Linked DNA regions of Mus musculus: region 1 is linked to region 2. A link is a contact called in ENCODE Hi-C data. All regions are on one chromosome and are shown on one strand. The core of a region is the stretch at or near the end of the contact, and the rest is flanking DNA. Distances in the headings are between cores, read along the strand shown.

What was found. A loop is a pair of places that touch in the nucleus more often than their neighbours do.
Region 1: a loop to region 2 is called in a map of heart, with 11 times the contacts of the local background. The contact joins the promoter of Irx5 here to the promoter of Sall1 in region 2. A Hi-C loop is called at or near these places in 7 of 37 maps with a recorded cell type or tissue (heart and left cerebral cortex).

Annotation. Positions count from the first base shown.
Region 1 is chr8:92,354,230-92,359,690 of GRCm38, forward strand. It overlaps Irx5 (Iroquois homeobox 5), which reads left to right and starts at 3,567. Exons shown (of 3, transcript NM_018826.2): 1 at 3,567-4,200; 2 at 5,308-5,461. The coding sequence starts at 3,955. Crnde (colorectal neoplasia differentially expressed (non-protein coding)) reads right to left here and starts at 1,891. Exons shown (of 4, transcript NR_110452.1): 1 at 1,459-1,891.
Region 2 is chr8:89,039,724-89,044,912 of GRCm38, forward strand. Sall1 (spalt like transcription factor 1) reads right to left here and starts at 3,139. Exons shown (of 3, transcript NM_001371070.1): 1 at 2,629-3,139. The coding sequence starts at 2,704. It overlaps Gm3134 (predicted gene 3134), which reads left to right and starts at 1,520. Exons shown (of 3, transcript NR_166639.1): 1 at 1,520-2,073.

The sequences.
Region 1 (5,461 bases), core at 2,317-4,816, 3.3 Mb after region 2:
AAAAGCCACAAGTAGTATCAGAGCATGCCAGAACACTTAACATTAAACTATCATTCCTCTCTAAAACTTCTGTTGCCAAAGAATCTGTCTCACAAAATCTGGAAGCTCAAAGACAGCTTTCAAGAGCAATTAAAGTCTCCAAAAGCAAAACTGTACAAAATTATGTCCTCTCCTTGTGTCTCCATTTATAGACAACATTTTCTCTGGATCTTAATTAAGATAACGATGCACACCTGTGTCAACATTCTCCAGCAAGACAGCCTTATCAATCATAATCCTTTAAGAACACTCGAAAACAGCCAAGCGATAGGACAGAAGCAATCTGTTGCCTTTCCTGATGCTGCTGCTGTGTCTCAGCCACAGAAATGACGAGATCTTTAAAATCCTGCGGGTCTACTTTTGTAAGTCTTTAAAGTTTTCACTGTAAACAACTATTACACTAAGCAAACAGGCGTCACCTCCTTTGCACTTGATAGAAACAATGACAGCCCTACTTGTCCAGAACTTGAAGAGCAAGCGCCATGCCAGATCTTGGCAGCACAATCGTAGGTCTTATTTTAAAGCTCGATGTTTTAAGAGCTAGGCATAACTAGATCCGTGCAGACACGACAAACCAATAAACCCTTGGCAAGTTTTTAAATGAAGCTTAACAAGCCAACATTAAAAACAGAGTAACCTAGCCCTAGTACATGTTTAGAAATATACAAATGCAGCAGTAAGGGGGAATAAACGAGTCTTGGTGATCTGGCATGAGGGTCCTACCTCTGCTGGTGTATAAAAAGCTTCAGCGACAAGAGACCCGGAACTACAGCTAACAAGTGAACAGTTTCCCAAATGGAAAAGCTGACGGAACAGAAAGGAAAAAAAAAAAAAGGTGTTTGTGTGGGGAGGAGTGTTGATTCTCCCCTAGTATCAAGATAAAAAGTTAAAACCTTGTGTTTGCCAGCAAGAATGTGTTTACCAAGCGAGAATATAAAAGCTTTCTTGTAAACATGGAGAAAAGGACGCCAGATGCTATCTGAGTTCCGTCTGCCTGCTAATGATCAGCTTTCGCCTTCCCTCTCTTATTAACGCGGTTCTGTATCAGACGCAGGCGGCTGAGGCCAGCAGAGCAGCAGAGCCATCAGTGTGCAAATAAAGCAGAAAATAGAGACATCCTTAAGAAATGAGCCTTAAATTTGATGTAGAGCGGAGGTGACAACCAGAGAAACAAAATCGCAAATTCTAAATGTTTCAATATCTTGCAGGACACTTTCTAGTCCTTCACACACACCAAAAAAAATAAAAAAAATAAAAAAAATAAAAAAAAAGAGAGAGAGAGAGAGAGAGAGAGCAGAAAAAATATAGAGTGGGGAGCAAGATGGGGAGGGGGAGACAGAAACAGTCAAGTCGCCCAAGTGGCAGGATTATGTAATGAGGATGTCTGCGTGACAGACTTGGGCTCTCGGTGGCACAAACCTCCTTGGCTCGCTTTCAGAAGTCTTCGTCCTGGACCAGAGCCGAGACACTGATGCCGGGGACACGCGTGGGCCAGGGAGACACGCCCACGCGCGCCTGCCCGCACTCAGACCGCGGGGCCCTGCTGCGTCCACCGCCATCGGCTTGGTGCGCGGCTCTGCGCGGGCCGCGGACGCTCCCTCGTGGCAGGCCGCGCCGACCGTTAGCCGGGCTGAGCGGGCGGAGCCGGGGGGCGGTGCGGACGCGGGAGGCGGGGACCCGCGCGTCGGGGCGGGGACGCTCCCTGAAGAGCTCCGGCCTACCCCGAACCCGGAATGGTCAGCCCGAGAGGCAGCCTCAGGCCGCCGCACGCTCTCCAGGGCTCCGGTTTCGCGTGCCGATCAGTCTAGCTCGCAGCCGCCCGCTTCAGCAGCCGACCGCTTCTGGTCTCCATGACAATACGCAGCCAAAGACCCTCCCAGCCACGCCCCCTGGCGCTGGAACTCCGAGGGAAGCGGATTACGTCATCCAGAGGAGGGGCTAATGGAGACCAACGCCCAATCAGAGGCGAAGCTGTGTAGGGGAAGGGCGGGGTAGGCCTAGAGGTTCTTGGAGAATGTAGTCCGCGGGGTCCAACCTCTCGGGGGCGGAACCTGTATCCTGAGTGCTAAGTGAGGGGGCAGTCTGCGCGCGTGCGTGAATGCGCGCCGCGGTGCGGGTCCCTGTGCGATCCGCGTGGGGTTAGTGTTTGCCACGGCCCCAACCGAGCAAACTGCTTGCTGGCTAGTGAGAATCATTACAGGAAACTTTGTGTATTGTTACGCTCCAGCCTGCGCGTGGCTGGGTTGTGAAAGGCCACAAAATGCTTGATGTGTGGTGTGTGCACTCTGCCGCCGGCGGTCCTGGTTTACCAGCGCCCCTGTCTGTCCCAAAGCTTCAGTGCGTTTGTAATTTGCGGCGGCGGGAGGTGGAGACCAGGGACTAGGGTCTGTTTTGCCTTCTCACTGTGTGGCCGTGGGGGGTTTGGGGAGGGGGTGTTCCGAGAACTCTGCCTGGGACTCTGTGGTGTGTGTTTGCCGGGCCAGCGCCTCGCTGAACAAACAGCGGTTGGGTTGGACACTGTTCACTGCCCAGTGTTTGCAGTGGAACTGGGGCGGGGGCGAGCGAGGGTGGAAGGCGACTTAGTGGAACAAAAGGGGCGAGACCCCACACCCTCCGGCTCCACAGACCTGACGGGGCAAGCTGCTCGTGGCTAGACATGAGAAGCAGGCATCGCTACTTGGGATGGCAAGGGGCCGGGGGCGTCTGGGGGACCGACTCGGGTAGAACAGCTTCTCCGTCGGGCACTTCTTGCCCACTGCCTTCCTCGTTCCAGAGAAAAGTCACACCCCCAGCCAGAGACCCCAGAGTCTCCTCTCTAGCCTCTTCTCGTCGTCTGCCAGGGATGGGTGGAAGGAAGGGCTAGCGGGGCCCCTTCTACTTAGGCCTGGCTCTTGCCCACCTGCTGCAGTTGCTGGCGCAGAAAGGCGGTCATCTCGGCCTCGCTGTGCCCTGAGCGCCGGCATCCATCGACTCTCCCTGGGATCTGAATTCCAGGTCTCCAGCTCAACCTAGAGACCTCCGGCAGGAGGGAGAAGCCACTGTGGAGCGTGGAGGGAGAAAAACCACCTCCCAGCCCAGCTCTCGGGAGAACAAGACGTCCGCCAACTTCGCTATTCGCACTGGCGAGGAGGGCGCAGAGCGTTCTCCCGAGCGCAGCCCGCTGCATCTTTCCCTTTGTGTTCCCGAACGGCCCGAGCCAAGACTAAGGCCAGTTGTACGTCGAGATTGCCGCTCCGCCCAGAGTTAGCAAAAGGAGAGCAAAGTTGGAAGCGATCGGCGCGCTTGGGATGTGATTGTCATCCTGGGGCCGGCGCTCGAGAGTCTGAGAAAGAGAGAAGGAGAGGAAGAGTCGGGAGGGAGGAGGGGGAGGCCGGGCAGAGGAGGAGAGGGGGGTGGCGGAGGAGAGGCGGGCGCTAGGGAGGGGCGAGGGGAGCGCCAGTGAGCGGGAGAGGAGCCGGGGAGGAACAGGGAGAGGGCGAGACGCGCCTGGCGGCCGGGTTGGCTGCCGCCGGCCAGAGGCTCCTGCCAGTCCCCCCACCGACTACACCCCGGGAAGGAGGAGCTTCGCGCGCACACAAGGCGTCAGAATCCTCAATTTCCAACTTAGCATCTTGGCAGGACCTTTGCAAAGCCAAAAGCAGAGCCCCCCGGTGCAAAGAGCGAGGGAGGGGGGTGGGGGGAGAGAAAGCCTAGCCCGGGCAAGCGGGGCGCGCAGAGGAGCGGGCGCGGCGGTCGCAGCCAGAGGCGCGCGGGAAGCCAACCAGGAGGCGCCGCGGGCCGGAGCCCGGGAGCCGGGGCTCGAAGAGCTGCGGCCCGGGGCAGCCAGAAGCCAGGTGCCCTCTCGCTCGCCCTCGCAGGGCGCCGCCCGGCTCGTTGGCCGCCGCGGCGCGGCGCGCCCCATGCCCGTGTGTGGCCATGTCCTACCCGCAGGGCTACTTGTACCAGCCGTCCGCCTCGCTGGCGCTCTACTCGTGCCCCGCATACAGCACCAGCGTCATTTCGGGGCCCCGCACGGATGAGCTCGGCCGCTCTTCTTCGGGCTCCGCGTTCTCGCCCTACGCTGGCTCCACTGCCTTCACGGCTCCCTCGCCCGGCTACAACTCGCACCTCCAGTACGGCGCCGACCCCGCGGCTGCGGCCGCCGCTGCCTTCTCTTACGTGGTGAGTGTGAGCTGGGTCCGAGGCGGGCGGGCGGGCGGGCGAGCGAGCGGGCAGCCGGGGCCAGGCCTGCAGAGCCCGGTTGCGGTGGACACGGGCCTAGGCGCCACCTCACCCGCCAAGCTTCGCGGCCCTTGCAAACTTGAGCAATTGTCTAATTCAGCTTCACTCGAGCCGCGGGCTCCGGAGTGGCTCTGGCGAAAGCCGCGTCTTGCTGGGATCGCCGAGCTGAAGGGAAGGCTTTGGGGCGCGGGGAGGGGGGGGGATTGATTGGTCTTTACTATAAAGAACGGCATTTGGCTCAAAGCTCTGGGACAACCCGCAAATTTCTTCTTCTTCTTCCTCCTCTTTCTTTTGGTTTTGCCATGTTGGAAAAAGTAGTTCAAAAGAAGCCGACCGGAATTCCAAACAGTAGTAGTGTGCTAAATCTATGTAAATGTGTTTGGCCTCGCCTTTAATTAATCCCCAAAATGTTGCAAATCCGTAATCCTATCTTCGCAATCCGATTTGGAAGTATTAAATTTCTGAAACGGCCAGCGAGATGCGGTGTATCCGGGTTTTTACGGCGGGGTGTGATTTCTGGAAAAGCGCAACGGCTTCGGTTAGGGATAGCATTTTTAGACCGTCGGTGTGCAAGCTAAGGCTCAGCTTGTCTATCGCATTTCTTTGAAGATTAAAGAAAGAGCCTTTCCTTCCCTTGTTGTACCCCTTGCGCCCAACATGCGGCCGCTCTGGAGCAGAGCTCTGAGTTGTTGCTGAGGCTGCTCAGGCCTCTAAGAGAACCGTGGGCCCTTCCGCAGAGGCCAGATCTGAGACCTGGGCACCGAGGTCCCCCAGCAGATGGTGGCCTCCAAGGTGGTGTGCTAAACCCTGAACAGCCTCAGGGGTCCCGAAGGGCCAGAATCAGAATTGGGGGGCCCTGCTGCCTTCTGAGGAGGGGGAAGGTGGTCACTCTTGCGTTTAAACCAGCCAGCTCTGCCTCAGGGGAAGCTGGAGTGCGGGCCCGCGCTGGCACTCAAAACCAAGGACAGAGGGAAAGTGGGTTTCAGTCTTTTGGGTGGCTATGTAGCCCACACCCTCACTCACTTAACCTCTGCCTGTCCCTCACAGGGCTCTCCCTACGACCACACTCCCGGTATGGCAGGTTCCTTGGGATATCACCCTTATGCAGCACCTCTGGGCTCCTATCCTTATGGGGACCCCGCGTACCGGAAGAATGCCACTCGGGACGCTACAGCCACTCTCAAGGCCTGGCTCAACGAGC
Region 2 (5,189 bases), core at 1,889-4,388:
CTCTTGAGACAAGAGAAAGTGTAAAGCTGGCATCTGAGTAAGGGGTTGCCTTCCAAAGTAAAAAAAAACAAAAACAAAAACAAAAACAAAAACAAAAAAACCCACCAAACGCCCAACAGCAGCGGCTCCTCAGGCACATGTTCTGTTCTGGGTAGGGAAATGGATGGAGATGGCTGGACTCGTTGCAGAAGAGTCGACTTTTAAAAGCAAACGTGAGCTGTGTCATGCACTTTCCTCTGTATGTCTCTCACAACTATTCCCAAATGAAAAGATTCGGGGTATGGCGGGCCCTCCTGACTGTCAGCTGCTGGGGAGGGCTGCTTGTGTAGAGTACTATTACAGCACACTAAATCCTGTAACCCTATTACAAAACCTGCCCTCTAGTCAACTTCTCCCAAACTTATTGTTCAGCCATGTAAAAACAGTCATAACCTAAAACTATTACTACTGAAGAAAAGGAGGGAGTAAGGAGCTGGCCTGGGAGGGGTGTTTCCTAGGGTGTTCGGGATAATCACTGCTTTAATCACAATGAACCAGCTTTTAGGAAGAAAAAAGGAGAAATTAAGTGAAAAAAAAGAAGGAAAAGAAAGAAAGGAAACTTGATTCAGTTCCTTAATTAACTTACCTCACAGCTCAAATAAACTAAAAAAAAAATTGTACTAATAAATAATAATAGTAAGAGGCAGTGAACTCCTTTAATGCTATCGCTTTATGAGAAGCCTTAACTATTAAAAATTCCAGCTCTAGACTCAAAGCGAAGAACTAGCAAGGGTCTTTTCTTCCCAAGCTCGAGGTGGTGGTTGTTAGTTTTGAAATTCTTTGCGTGGAAAATACAAACAACCAGTATAAATTTAAAAAACAAAAACCAAAAAACACCTCTCTTTCCCCAGGTTGTTTTTCTCCCACCCCCACCCCCGTATGCAAATTGTTAAGTTTTAACAGCATCCCGGTGCAAAGGCCTCACTTTAGGAAAGATTGTTGTGGGGGCGGCAGAAAGCCTAAGAAACTAGCTGAGAAACCCCACAAAAATAGTCCGAGTGGTTGCTGCGGCCTTGGCTAATTTCATCTGGTTTTACCCTCAAACCGGTTCTTTTGGGGTGGGAAACTGGGTGTGTTTCAAGGGATCCTTCCAGAGGACTCAGAGAATCACACTGGTGAGGCTTCGAGCTTCCAAAGGTGCTGGGCAAAACAGTTGCCTTAATGGCTCTCAGATCGCCTGAAAAAATGTCCAGGTGTCTCACGCCAGGATTGCCCTCTCCCAACAGCGAGGAGGAAGTAAGCTGTCGATCCCTTGTCGCTCTGGCTCTGCCTGCGCGTACCCGCACCCAGAGCCGCTCAGAGCCAGGCCTCTGGGGACGGAGCCTGCGATGTGGGGCTCCAGCGCCCGCAGAGCGTAGTGGCCAGAGGTGCGGATCTCAGGTCACGCTTCCGAGCTCTGCTGGGGTGCAGCTCCTTCCTCCACGCCCGGGATCGAGGATTCCCGAAGGGCAGCCGGGGCCGCCGAGCCTCGGGTCTGGTCACTCTCCAACCGACGCAGCGGAGAGTCAGGCACAAAGTCCGGTGACCCCGGAACCGAGCGTAGCCTCTGGCCTGGGAGCTCGGAAACTCTGCCCTAGAACAGTTCAGGTCAAGCTGGGGTCGGAGGGGGTCTTCCCTCAGTGACCCCAGTTCCCTGCGCGGGTCTCTCCCATTCTAGGCCACAGTTCCCGCACACAAACTTTTCCCTACTCATTCAGTCCTTTCGGAACCCTGCCTTCATTGCTCGGCTGGCTCCAGGGGTCTGGCGGGCTAATACCCGGGACCCAAGAAAGTGTCTAATGACCCTTACCAGAACGGGTCCCGAAGGATGGGACTCCATAATACGTGGGGTGCACACATCCAAGCCCGACTTTGACGGGTTATGGGTGCAAGTGTGGAAAGAAACGACAGGAGAACAAACTTGGGAAGCCGGACCAAGCGACACTTCCCTGTCCCTAAGTCAGTCTCCAGAGCGACCGGCAGCACTCGGCCGCGACCCCAGGATGTCGCTCCTCCACCCCAACCCCCAGTTCTCACGGCTCGGAACCCCCAAAGGTACCATGTTTCGCCCGCTAGCCAAGTGGGAACGAGAGTTTGGGGGGGGGGTGGGTACGGAGAGCTCCCCACGCGCTCGGCGTTCAGCCACCCGGACGAAGTAAACTTCTTTAACGTTGGCCGCAGGGCTGGGCGGTGAGGCCCAGGCGACAGAGGCCCAGCCCGGGGACCCGGGTGGCGCGCGGGGAGCGGGAGAGAGCTCGCGTGGGCAGCTCCAGATGGCCTCTGCCCGAGAGATCGCCCCTCGGGGCGGCAGGGTCGTGGCCGCGGCTTCTCCGACCCTCTGGGCGGAGGAGCGAGCCGGCCAGTCGACCCTACTCCGCCCAGTCGAGGACACGGAACTCCGGAAAGCTCCAGCCGGGATAGGCTGGCTCTCCCGGGACAGGGGAAGCCTGGCCCGGCAAATTGAAATCGAGGAAGCATGAAATAAAATCAGACGCGCCGAGTGCAGAAGGCGAAAGCGGCGGTGGGCGCGGGGCCCGCCGCGTGTGCGTGGGTCCGAGTGTGCGTGTGAGTGCGTGTCTGTGTGTCCGCGGCGCCGGCCGGAGCACTCACCATCTCGCCGGGGGAGCGAGGCCACTTCGGGGTCGGATTGGAAATGTTGAGGCTTCGCTTGCTTCCTCCGCGACATGCTGGCTCAAACATCAGCTGGGGCAGAATAAAAAATTACTAAAAAAAAATCTTCTCAAAATTACGGAAATCGAGCGGCGGCGGCGGCGGCTCCCCCCGCCCGCCGGCCCGCCCGCCCCCTCCCCGGCTCCCCGGCCCCGGGCACAGCGCGCATGTGTCCTGCTATAATTATGATTATCAATAATGCATTGCGATTAATCATAGAGGGGCTCTTTGAAAGGCGATTGGCACCGGGCCAGCGCTATTCAAACCCGCTCGCCTTAATCAATTAGTTCGTGATTTGCTGCAGACCCCTGTCTCTCCGCGCGCTGGCCCAATAAGCCGGCCGCGGGGCTGGCTCTGCGCGCCGCGCCGCCCGACTCTTGGTTAACCCTCTTGGCGACCGCCGGGGACTCCGCGGCCCGGCCGCCGGGGGCCTGCCTCCTCGCCACTGCGCGCCCAGCGCCCCGGCCGGCGCCCCCCGCTCGTTCCCCTCCCCCCTCCCCCGCCCTCCATCCCGGGCTGGGCCGACCCGAATTAGCATGCTCGCCCGGGAGCCTAGCGGAGCAGGGCCGCGTGGGGGTGGGGCTGGCGGCGGGGGCTGGGGACCCAGGCTGCGGGCGAGCGGCGAACTTCCTAACTCCCGCGCTGCGTACTGGCCCGCGAGGGGGAGGGAGTCCCGTGGCGGGACGGGGTAGGAGAGGGCGCCCCATTTCGTGAGTGTTCCTTCATTTTCTTTAAGAGCTACCAGAAAGCAGCCCACCCCCACTCTCATAAAAAAAAAAAAGCGAGTGGGGAAGAGCCAGCCCCACGCCAGTCCGCCTCCCGCTCGCTGCCGGGCCTCCCTCCCGCCTGCCCGCCGCCTGGCTCGGAGATCCTTCGCCCAGAGTTCTCCACTCTCAGGATCCCGGGCTCGCGGGGGTGCGGAGAAGAGGACCCAGGAAAGGTTTGGGGACGTGATGGGTTTGGGGCTTGGGGGGAGGGGCAGTTTTCTCGCCACCCCATCCTCTCCCTGCCTGGGAGCGGCGACCCTCCAGCCTCTTGCTGGCTCCTTAGCTCCCTTTCTCTACCTTGGACATTCCCGGGACAATTAGGGCTGAAGTTTTCGGGAGAAGCGCCCCGAGCCCGTGGGATAAGGGGGCGGCTCGGCTCCGCCCAGGACCCCCTCCCGAACCTCCCCCCGGCCGCCCCGGTTGGCTGCAGGGCGCGTCACTCCGCGGGGAGGCGGCGGCCACCGTGGCGCCGCCAAGCTCCGGGCGGGTGGAGAGCAAGGACCTGCCTGAGCTCCGAGTTCAGCTTCTGCGGGAGGGAGGGGAGGGGCGCAGCTAATTCTGTGCTAAGCAGCGCTCCCCTGGCCTGGGTGGTGCTGCTGGAGCCAGACCCTAGGCACCGCCTCTACCCTGGACCCTAGTGCTCCGTGTCCTAGGGGTGGAGGCCGCCACCTCGTCGCAGACGAGGTGGCTACCCGGAGTGAGTGAGCATGGAGGGGGGGTCCTGTTCGTTGCCCTGCTAGCTACGCCGTGACTCGCCTTCACTTTTCCGACACTTGCTACGTGCGGCGCCCAAACTTTTCTCTCCATCTCTCTCTGTTTCTCTCCCAGAGCTGGGAGCCAGCCTCTCTTACCCGCTCACGGGACCCAGGGATCCGGGCCCTGTACTCCCTCTTCCGGGTTTGGGCGCCTGCGAACCTGAGGCTTGGTCCTCGGCTTAGTTTAGACCTCCTCCTGCCTCGGGGTTTCCGCTCGCCGAGGTTCCCGAAGTCCTGCACCCGAAGGACTAAACTAACTAAACTTCGGCTGAGTAATGGGGGTGGAGGCGGGGGAGGGGTGCAGATACACAATCCTTGCCCTATCTCGCGATCAGGAGAGGAGAGGGCTCATAAGGACGCCCCAATTCTGGAGCGCCTTTGAGTCTGGATCGTGACACAGTCGGCTCGCGCGAAGTGGGCACTAGCCTTCACAGCAGAGCCTTGGAACTCAGGACCCATGTCGCACTCTCTTAAATGGCTTTTAGCCCCTTTCCACGGTTCTTTTTCCCCTAATCTTTTGTGTGCTAGTTGAAAGTATCTTTTTATGTCTGCTGACTTTATACTTCTTGGTTTAACTTCTGCCTTCTTTCCTTCTCCCCGTCCATCCTTCCTCTCTCTCTTTTTTTTTTTATTTTGTCCTTGCTCTCCCACCCCTCGCGCGTCTCCCTGGTCTCCGGCTCTCTCCCGCATCTCGCTCTTCCCTTCTCTCCAGGTTCTGTTGGGTACTGTAGATTTTGATAAAAAGACAAACGAAGCTATCAGTGGCTCTGATGTTGAAGAATGAAGATAATAATGTTTCCATAGGTGGTGTTTCAAATGCCATTATTTCTCACTGAATATTTAAAGAGATCTCTCGGCAAAGATGGATTTGCGCGCTCCTGGGGTGCTAGCCGCTTACTTTCCCCAAACCCCCGGGAACGTGATCAGACCGGAACACTTTTAAATCTAGCACTCTCCCCTACCCCGCAAATCGGAGCGC